Linked DNA regions of Homo sapiens: region 2 is linked to region 1. Evidence: chromatin contacts called from ENCODE Hi-C data. All regions are on one chromosome and are shown on one strand. The core of a region is the stretch at or near the end of the contact, and the rest is flanking DNA. Distances in the headings are between cores, read along the strand shown. Region 1 has its middle 12 kb from the start of TAAR2. Region 2 overlaps SLC18B1 (solute carrier family 18 member B1).

Region 1 (5,129 bases), core at 976-3,475:
AAAACCAAACCAAAACAAACAAACGAACAAAAAACCCAGGGTATTTCAATATCCCTTGAGAAAGTTAAAAGAGCAGTCCCACTGGGGCTCCACAGTTAGTGCCTATCTGGAAGCTCCTGGATCTGAGTTCTCTACTCCAATTCTCCTGAGAGCAGAAGCAAACTTATATATGAATCATATACCTTAATCCTCTACACTAAACTTTCTGGAATTTCCTGATGTCGCACCTGCAAAGCCACAAGAGGACGGTCATTGATTCACAACTAACTTTTCAGGAAAGGGAAGGTACTGGGTCAATAAAAAGAATTGGAAATGTTCTAATCTTTTTAAATTATTGCTGATTTATTCTCTTCTTCAAAATAATTGAATAGTGATAGTTGTATTTTATAAAGAATCAGAAATTGTTGAAATGGGTTGCAATTGAGAAGATAGTTTTTAACTAAAAAACAATCATTATAATTTTCTGGTAAAAGGTCTTAAATTTTCCATCAAAATTCATTTGACAAGGTTGGTAAATTTTTATATAGTGGCATATAAAATACTTTTGCAAAGTACAAGAACTATGCGAGACATGATTCAGTAAATGTAGTTAGGTATTTCAACAATGCTAAAATGCACTTTCCTCTTTGGCATTATGTATCAATAATTTTAGATTTCAGTCTTAAATTCCAAGAGCCCTAGGGCTGTTAGAATTTAAAGGAGAATTATTTATGACATTATCCAAATTTGTGTTCAAATGAGAAACCTTTAAAAATCTGCTTCTTTGTACATGTAATTTGAGTTAATATATTGAAGAAGTGGAACACTAATAGCTCATATCTTCCTTTGCTGATCTTTCTTATCTGTTTTTCCAACAAAGAAAACTGAAAGGAAATTATAATTTACATTTATTTATATGCTTGTACATACATACATAGGTGGCAATGGCAATTGTTAAGTTCTTTGCCCAAATAGGTGGATCCTAGAAGAGGAGAACATATTTTATGGCAGTAGTGTCACTTTTATTTGGTGCCATGTAGAGCACATGTACAAATGCTTGCCTCTATGCTCAGAACCAGATTGTAGTCTACTACAAGTTATATGGTATTCATCCTGGAAGGCTGTGAAAATTAGATTCCTAACTTGGTGTTGCTATTAAGTCATCTCTGCCTCCTACTAAAATGAATGTGTCCAGACAATCAAAGATTCTCTTCAACAAGTATTAACTCCATGATATATTGCATTGCAAATCTGACTTTTTCCAAATGTATGTGGCTGGAGATATGCCAACCTTAGTCAGTGCTTAAAACTAAAACTTGAGGAGGAAAAGGAAAAGGTCCCAGTGGGAAATTATTTGTAATTATTAATATTTGAACATTTGTAACTTTAAAAAATGAGAATTCCATAGAGGCTATGTGATTCAACATAATAGATAACATAAAAATTTTGTTGGCCTCCATAAAAAAATTAAAGGAGCTAGCATAATTTTTATGAGGAAAAGCAGGGAGGAAGGCAGGAACAATGTTAATGGCCGCAAAGATCTGCATGTCAACTTTGAACGTATAAACAGGTTATGAAACAGTAAAAGTTTATTTGCAAATCAGTTATCTGGAAATTAGAATACAGTTTTCCAAAAGAACATTGTTAGTTTGTTAGAGCTGGTTATTGTGAGCCTCATTGTGTTCTTACTAGACAGATGCCCCACTGTGGAATGTTAAGATAACGATGAGGCTAGAAACTGCATCACATAATATATCTTTGTAAATATTTCGTTTATGGACTTCTCCAGTTCTGAAAGTATATGAATTTTCCCTTATGTGTATAGGAAGTTGCACATAGTGAAAGATTTGATCGCATGTTGAAACATCTTATAGAATCATCCCAATACTTAAAACATGGAACAGTTACTTATATGTAAGACCCATGTGAGGTTGCTTAAATGTCGTGACTGTGATCAATAAGGTCATAGGGGCAACTAGGGTGTGGCAGAGTCCCCTGTGTAATCATTAACTGCGTATGTATTCATGGACTTAAATACTGTATGAGTTTAACTGCAAGTCTGTATTCTGCAACAGAAAATTTCCTTTTATCTTTGAGAGTATGTGAGTTTTAACTGGAAGAAAATCCCCAACTCCTCTAAGTGGTAGATAAGGTGCAAACATTACATATGGGACTGAAAAGAGCCAAGACAACCCCATCTTCACACCTTAATGGGACACGGAGGGGTGTCATGCCACTAGCAGCAGCACCTCCCAACTGCATTTAGCTGAAATACTTCCACTTTTGTTTTCTTCTACTAACACTATCTCTGCCCAGACTCAGAATCTCTGGTTTTCTCATGCTATAGGATCAGTAAATTATATCTACACAAAATCTCTCAGCTCCTCCTGTCTAAATGCTACTTTGGGAGGGGTTATTTTATAAGAATACCATCAGCAATTCAATACCAGAAGAAATTTTCATGAAGTGTGCTCCTGAAACGAGTCCATTCATTTATAGGGACATTTTAAGCACATTGAATTAGTTGCTTTCATTGAAACAACACAGATATTTTTAAAGCAGTAATAATTTACAATTTATGTGTATGTTTATTCATTCAAACATATATCTCTAGCGTATACTAGAAGCCTTAACTTAGATACTGAGAATCCAGTGGTGATGGATAGACAAGTTACTTGTCTCATGGTGGTGAGTTAATATATTTTTTAACACAGATATAAATTCAACAATTATTTCTTAAGGCTATCACTAATGTGCTCAAATGGGGCCCAGGCTAGATGTTCACAACATTTCCTTGGTGAAAACCAAAGAATAAAGAGAGGCAATGAGTGGAGGACTACCTATAATGGAGAGAAACATATCCTCAATATAATTTTTAACAAGAGAAAAGCACACACATTTATTTAATATAAATTTTACATGACACAGGAGACTTCGAAAATGAATACTGCCTCAAAACTCTAAAAACTGTGTATTTTTCTGAACAGTCATGCAAAAGTATGACAAAAGGATATGATACAGTAGTAATAAACTGGGGGCTAACTTAACAAGGCCTGTTTGTTCAAATTCTTCTTGATGTTTCTGTGTGACATTCTTTTCCCCTGAGTATAGGACACAAGAGAGTCTTATGACCTATTTTAGGAGAAGACCAGATCATTCTTTTAGGGTCTGCTTCAGGGAAAAAGTGGGAGAAGGCCAGAGTAAACTTGCTTCCGCTATTTCCTCAAATGCCAAGGTGCCATATTTTGGGGTACCCTATCCTGAGCCCGATCAACTTTTCCTTTAAAAATTTTTAAAATTACTATGGATACATAATAGTTGTACATATTAATAGGGTACATGTGATGTTTTGATACAGGCATACAATGTGTAATGGTCAAACCAGAGTAACTGGAGTATCCATCATCTCAAGCATTTATTATTTTTTTGCATTAGGAATATTCCAATTCTACTCTTTTAGTCATTTTAAAATATACAATAAGTTATTATCAACTATAATCACCCTAATGTGCTACTTAATACTAGATCATATTCATTCTATCTAACTGTATTTTTGTACCTATTAACCATTCCCTCCTTATCCCCCTCTCCCCACTATCCTTTCCAGCCTCTGATAACCATCATGCTGCTCCCTATCTCCATGAGTTCAATGCTTTTTTTTTTTTCTTTTTTTTAGCTCCCTAAATAAGTGAGAACATGAGATATTTGTCTTTCTATGCCTGGCTATTACAACTAACATATTGTCCTCCAGTTCCACTCATGCTGTTGCAGATGACAAGATTTCATTCTTTTTTATGGCTAAATGATAACTAATATTGATCAGGCATGTCCCAGGACTGCAAGTACCATTCATAGAATCTCCGCATTGAGTCCCAAACTTTATTTCCTATTTTTCTTTCATCTTGTTTCTCTGCTCTTCTGTTTCCTATTTGTTTACAAGAAGATGATCTAATATGAACCAACTTTCTGTTACGAATGATTCACAGACTTTCAGAGCTGGAAAGCCTGCAAGGCTCATCTAGCCCTGCACACCTCCCATCACCAAGGGCTCACAGCTGGCTGATGGCAGAAGCTGGACTAGGAGAACTCTCAACGCAAGGCTCTTTTGCTACCTCCTCTTTGGAAGTCAGTGATGTAAACTTTTAACCTAGAGAAACAAGGGAGTCACATGGAACAGTCAGCTCTATAAAAGGTCCTCCTAAGACTTTGCAAGGAGACACCTTCCTGTGACTTGGTAATAAGAAGTGTCTCTAACCAGCAAAATTCAGGTTCTTTTATCACAACGAGGTGACTTTTCTTCCCCGTCGGTCAGGAAGAATGACAGAATCAAGAAAAAGGAAGGGAACTTCTAGCACCTTGAGATGAGGAAGGGGCCAGTTTTTGCTCTTTCTTGGGGGTTATTTCTGTGCTCTTTCTTAGGATTCTAAAGCACAAACTAAACTGAATCTGCCTAAATAGATGAACTTGTTAAATGTACCCTGCAGTTGAGTCTTTATATAGCTTGGGAGAATTCAACATAGGCCTAGGGTGTCTCCTCTGTCTGATTCACTCAAGATTGGGCCTGCTTTTCTGTGGCCCACTAAGCAGACTCTGTGCTTTGTTATAGGCACAATGTCAAGCTTCTCTTGAGGCTGCTAGGGAGTGGCTTTTCAGATTGATGTGTATTCCGAAGCAAATAGCAAAGCAAGCGTGACCATTTATTGGAAGTTTTTATTTATGCCATTTGTCCACCCTCCTTTATTCAGCCCACTGTGACCAAAAGGAGTCATGTGAGATTTGAGTAACTGGGTCTGTGAGTGTGGAATTTGTAATTTTTATTGGTCTCTCAGGGATGGAACATATGACATGGCTTCACTAGTTAGAATCTCAGAGAAGCTATAAGACTTAAGAAATAAGGGAAGGAGCATGAAGAGTAGAGGACAGGAGAGGCAGAGGGAAGGACAGGAAGAGAGTAGCAAACAGAGAAGCTAAGAAGCATTGACCCAGGTGCATGTTTTAACCCATAGGTACATGGCTTTCAACAGCCATGTTTCATGGTACTGCATGTTTCGGCAGCAATATGCCATTTATAACTCTTAAAACATTTGCACACTGTTTACAAATGAAGATTTCAAATTGTCAAAAGAATGCCTAAAGAAAAACTTTGGTAT
Region 2 (5,129 bases), core at 762-3,261, 160 kb before region 1:
ATGATCCTGTATTGGGCTGTACTTACTGTGATACTGAAAAGCTGTCCTGCTGAAGCAGCTATATTTGAAATATTAAGTATGAAAGGAGTAATTAAAAACAAGCAAAACAAAACAAGACTTAGTTTTTAAATGACCAAACTTGTCCTTAAAGATGTTGTTATTAACTCGAGTTAGTTCTTATTTCCTCTGTTTATTTTTTATTCTAAGTACACTGATTCTGTGAATGTACCTTTTTTATTAACAGGGAAAGAAATGAATTAATTTGATATGCTCTAAATACATAAAGGTGCTTCAAAATATGTAGAAACATTACTATGAAATCAGTTTTTAAAAGATATACTTTCTCTTTGTCCTGAGGTTTTTCGGTCTTGTTCAAAAGGAAGAATTCTTGCCTGCCATACAGAAACTCTCTAGCACTCCCTGACCTTAAGCTTTTCTAAAAATTCTGTTTGTGTGAAAAGTACAAGAATAACAATACTTACAACTTCCATTTTTGTAACCTACGTTCACTTATGATCTGGATTTATAAACATTACTTGGTATAACGTTTTTCATTTCCTTTAATGTCTCTGTTTTTTGGCTCTACCATCTGTTTTGTTTTTGTTTTTATCTATATCTTGGTAGATGTATTTCATCCCTAGAGCAGGTCAGCCTCCTTCCCCTAATGCGAATGCTTGTTTTGTTAGGGAAGGGCTTCCTCCAACTTCGTGTGAAATTGTGATGTTGAAGTGAATAAATGTCTATTGTGTAACTCTCATGCTTCTTGGTCTATTTTCATGGTGTAGTAGCCACATTTACAGTAATTTTTTTAAAGAAGAAATGGTTTTATCTATTCATTCAAAAATATCTTTTGAATGTCTTCTCTGAGCTGACACTATGCCAGATGCTAGGGATTTGGCTGTGATCAAGATAAACACAATCTCTGCTTTTATGTAACTTATACTGGTGGAAGAGACGAACAATAAATAAATATCAGACTCTCCAATTATCTTACAGAAATGCTAAGAAGGAAAAAAAAACATGGTGATGTGATAGAGTAGTTGGCTGGGTTTGTTTAGATATGGGTGCCTAATTTGAAAAAGTCCATGGAAGTGCGACCTTTGAGTTGAGATCTAAAGGAAGAGGATGTAACCACCATTCATTCTGACAGGGGACAGTCCGTAGTATGTGCACAAGGGCTTGACATGGTCAAAGATGAGGTTTGGTCTGCTGGCTGGAGTCTAGTAAACTGGAGGCGATGCCAGAATCTGATTCACATTTCAGAAAGTCCATTCTGTCTGCATGTGGACAGTGAGTGGGGATAGGGACGGTAAAGGGAATGGAGGGGGAGCTTTGGAAGATTTGAGAGAGACAATAATGGTTTGGACCAGGGAGCTTGTGATGGAGAGAAAAGGCTCTATCTGGGAGTGGAACCAACAGAACTTGCTGATGTGGAGGGAGGAGAGGGGAATCTAGGAGGACTCCTAGGTTTTGGCTTGAGGGTGTGGGTGGATGGTGGTGACTCTTAGTGAATTGGGGAATAGGAGCAAAACGGATCCTGAAGTGGCAAAAGTTCAAGCCACCATGGGATGTCATTGCACACCACCAAAACCAAAAATATGGAAAAGGAGGACAATACCCAGGGTAGGAGAGGATGGCTTTGGAAGACTGCCTGGCATTGAGTGTCAAGACTGGATGTACATCTGTCTTGTGATCTCTTCATTTCCCTATCCCCTCAAACCTTTCACTCTTGAACCTCCAGAGGGCGATCCAATGTCTGAGGAGGACAAATGGCCTGCAATTCCCTTCCCGGAGCAGTGCCAGGACAGAGTGTGACCCTGGCCCCCTGCACCCATGTGGCATGCAGATCTGGGCCTTGATTGCCTTAAGTCATCCTGGCCCCCTCCAGGACTTTTTTGACCTTCATGTCCACCCACGCAAGGACAGCCGCCCTTCCTCAGCCCGGTGGTCTTGGATGCGGCTGAGTGCCTGCAGTCCCTGCCACTGTCACTTGGGGCCACTATTAAAGCATGAGTCTGCAGCTTGCACCTTCCTACCCACTATCTGGGCCAGCCTATTCTGTTACCAGCACAGTTGATTGTTGAGAATTCAAAGTCAACGCAAGGATTCGAGGCTCTCTGGGGAGAGAACTTCCTTCATCCCCATTCCCAACACACGGCTCTCAATACTTCCCTTGGATAGCAGTGTATTTAAAGATGCTATGTACAAAACCAAATTTACTCCTTTCTCATTTTGAAATTTTGCAAGTATTAAGATAAGTGGGCCGGGAGCAGTGGCTCACGCCTGTAACCCCAGTACTTTGGGAGGCTGAGGTGGATGGATCACGAGGCCAAGAGATCAAGACCATCTTGGTGAAACTCCATCTCTACTAAAAATACAAAAGTTAGCTGGGCATGGTGGTGTGCGCCTATAGTCCCAGCTACTTGGGAGGCTTAGGCAGGAGAATTGCTTGAACCCGGGAGAAGGAGGTTGCAGTGAGCCGAAATTGCGCCACTGCACTCCACCCTGGTGACAGAGCAAGACTCCGTCTCAAAAAAAAAAAAAAAAAAAAAAGTCACAGAAAAGTTTAAAAAATATGAGAAAAGACAGAGGAAAGAACACTTTGAACAAGAAAACCAAAAGGTAGGTCAAAACTATCAAAGGAAATCTCTGTGTATGTGTTTGTATTTTTATATATTTATAGTCTTCTAAATGTAACAAGGCTGAGCAGCTTAAAAGAACCTTTTTAATAATGAGAATATTCTATATAACTGAATGTGGAATATGTTAGTAATAAAAGGAATCTTTTATGTTAAGATCATATTGCAACCTATACATTATAATATGATACATAAATCAATCCAAAGGAAAACTAAAAAGGTTAAATACAAATCACAGATCATTTTTAAAAATTAAACTTTAAAAATTTTGAGATAATTGTTAATTCACATGCAGTTGTAAGAAATAATAGAAAAAGATCATGAGTATTCTTTCCCTGGTTTTCACCAATGATAACATCTTGCAGAACTATAGTACAATAGCACAACCAGGATACAGAACATTCCCATCGCCACATTCTTCACGTTGTCTTTTTGTAGCTACACCCACTTCCCTCCCATCTTCACTTCTGGCAGCCACTAATCTCTTCTCCATTTCTATCATCTGGTCATTTCAAGAAACGTATAAATGAAATCGTATTGTATGAAACTTTTTGGATTGGCTTTTTTCAGTCAGCATAATGCCCTTGAGTTCTATTGGCATTGTTGCATGTATCAATAGTTCAGTTCTTTAAATTGCTGAGTAGTATTCCATTGGGTGGCTTTAAGACACAATGGAATACTACTTTATTTGTTACAAATAAAGCAGCTATGAACTTTCAGAAACAGGTTTTTTGTTTGTTTGTTTGTTTGTTTTTGCCAGGGGCGAGGGTAGAGGGTGGGATATGAAGCATAAGACTTCACTTCTCTGGAATAAATGCCCAGCAATACAACTGCTGAGTTGCGTGATAATTGCATGATTAGTTTGTTTTCAACTAACTCATTTATTTTAGATAAGAAACTTGATTTTGACAATAAATATTAAATATCACGCATTAATGAAATATCTGGTCAGCCATGGTGGCTCATGCCTATAATCCCAGCACTTTGGGAGGCCGAGGTGGGCGGATCACCTGAAGTCAGGAGTTCAGGACCAGCCTGGCAAACATGGTGAAACTCCATCTCTACAAAAAAATACAAAAATTAGCCGGGCATGGTAATGCCAGCTACTCAGGAGGCTGAGGCAGGAGAATCGCTTGAACCTGGGAGACGGAGGTTCCAGTGAGTTGAGATCACGCCACTACACTCCAGCCTGGGTGACAGAGCAAGACTCTGTCTCAAAATAAATAAATAAATAAATAAATAAATAAATAAGAAATATCCTATTTACTTATTTGTTTAATGATCAAGATTTAAATACGTCACAGATACCCTCTCTAACCTAGCTGGAAAAGATGTGGATAATAAATTCTTATATAGCCAATCAACTTTCATTAAGTGCAATTAATAATTGAGAAGTATCTCTACACATTCATATCAGAAGGAAATTACCCACAGGGTAGTCCCATGATACTCACCATTTCTTTGGTGTCACTGTCACATGACCCCGTTTTATGAAACAAACCCACAGGAGGGGAGGCTCAGACACAACATATTTACATGGAGAAGCTAAAATGTTATTTAAAGTATTAACAAAGGAAACTAAATTCTGCATAGCCAATCTTCATTAAGAGCAGCTTGCAACTCCTAAATATTTGCAGTAGTTTCTTTCAGAAAACCTACAGCTGGACTTCTAATCCCAGCTTACTTATAGTTGAGTATTACAAGGGACCACCTAGGAAAGCATGATGTCATAACAAATTTTGACTTGTAGCTCAGTGCAATTTTATCATCAGTACTAAAACAATTCAGAGTGTATTTCATGTTGATGATAGGTCAACAATAGCATGCCAGACACAAAAAGCAGTATATTATATCATTTGTTTTTGTCAGTCAAGACAAAAATTGAATACCGAATCAATCAAGTAACATTATTGTATATTTCAAAAATGACAGCCATGAAATCAGTTATTGCATAAATACAGGTAGGTTTTTTTTTCTTTTAAGAGAATTAAAGCCAGTGTAGATAAATCTTTCATCTGAGAATAGTACTAATACCTTTTCTTCTCCCTATATTTTCAGAACTTTTGGCTATGATTATTTCTTCTATTGTTTTCTGTTCTATCACCATGTTTATTGGTCGGCTTTTGTCTCTTTCGTTTTAGTTATCTGATAAAAATGCGAATGGCTTGGTGGTTCGTGTCTTGGTTGTTAGTAAGCTGGGTCCAGCCTGTAGTTCTGGAACACGATTTAGTGAGGGAGACAGGGATGTGAATTAGGAAGTAGGCAATCATCTCATGCAGTAAGACAGCTATGGCATTGGATCGTATGCTTGCTACTGCATCTTCTGGAAAAACAGTATTATTGCAGTAAAGCAACATTATTAATTGGAAAGAACTGCATGGGAAAGGAGGATCTGCCCACAGATTCTTCATTCATATAGCTGTGAGAATTAAGAATTTGTCTTAATAATAAATTTATTAAATTTATCTTTAACATCTTAAATTATCTTAA

What was found. Hi-C counts contacts between places; a loop is a spot of excess contacts on that map. Pooled maps may share reads with other maps.
Region 2: a loop to region 1 is called in a map of Calu3, with 4 times the contacts of the local background. The contact joins two enhancer-like sites. A Hi-C loop is called at or near these places in 2 of 168 maps with a recorded cell type or tissue (Calu3 and PC-3), 4 of 37 single-sample maps with no recorded cell type and 5 of 50 pooled maps.

What each region holds. Positions count from the first base shown.
Region 1 is chr6:132,609,732-132,614,860 of GRCh38, reverse strand. It overlaps a transcript of TAAR5 not described here. Among named protein-coding and RNA genes, the nearest start is that of TAAR2, 12 kb to the left of the region's middle. Within about 2 kb of position 2,225, at least 2 of the 41 ENCODE cell types and tissues checked have a DNase peak (open chromatin) inside an H3K27ac peak, as active enhancers do.
Region 2 is chr6:132,764,998-132,770,126 of GRCh38, reverse strand. It overlaps SLC18B1 (solute carrier family 18 member B1), which reads left to right. Exons shown (of 14, transcript NM_052831.3): 14 at 1-757. It also overlaps the pseudogene RBM11P1. Among named protein-coding and RNA genes, the nearest start is that of VNN2, 9.7 kb to the right of the region's middle. RefSeq lists an enhancer at 1,762-1,921. Within about 2 kb of position 2,011, at least 2 of the 41 ENCODE cell types and tissues checked have a DNase peak (open chromatin) inside an H3K27ac peak, as active enhancers do.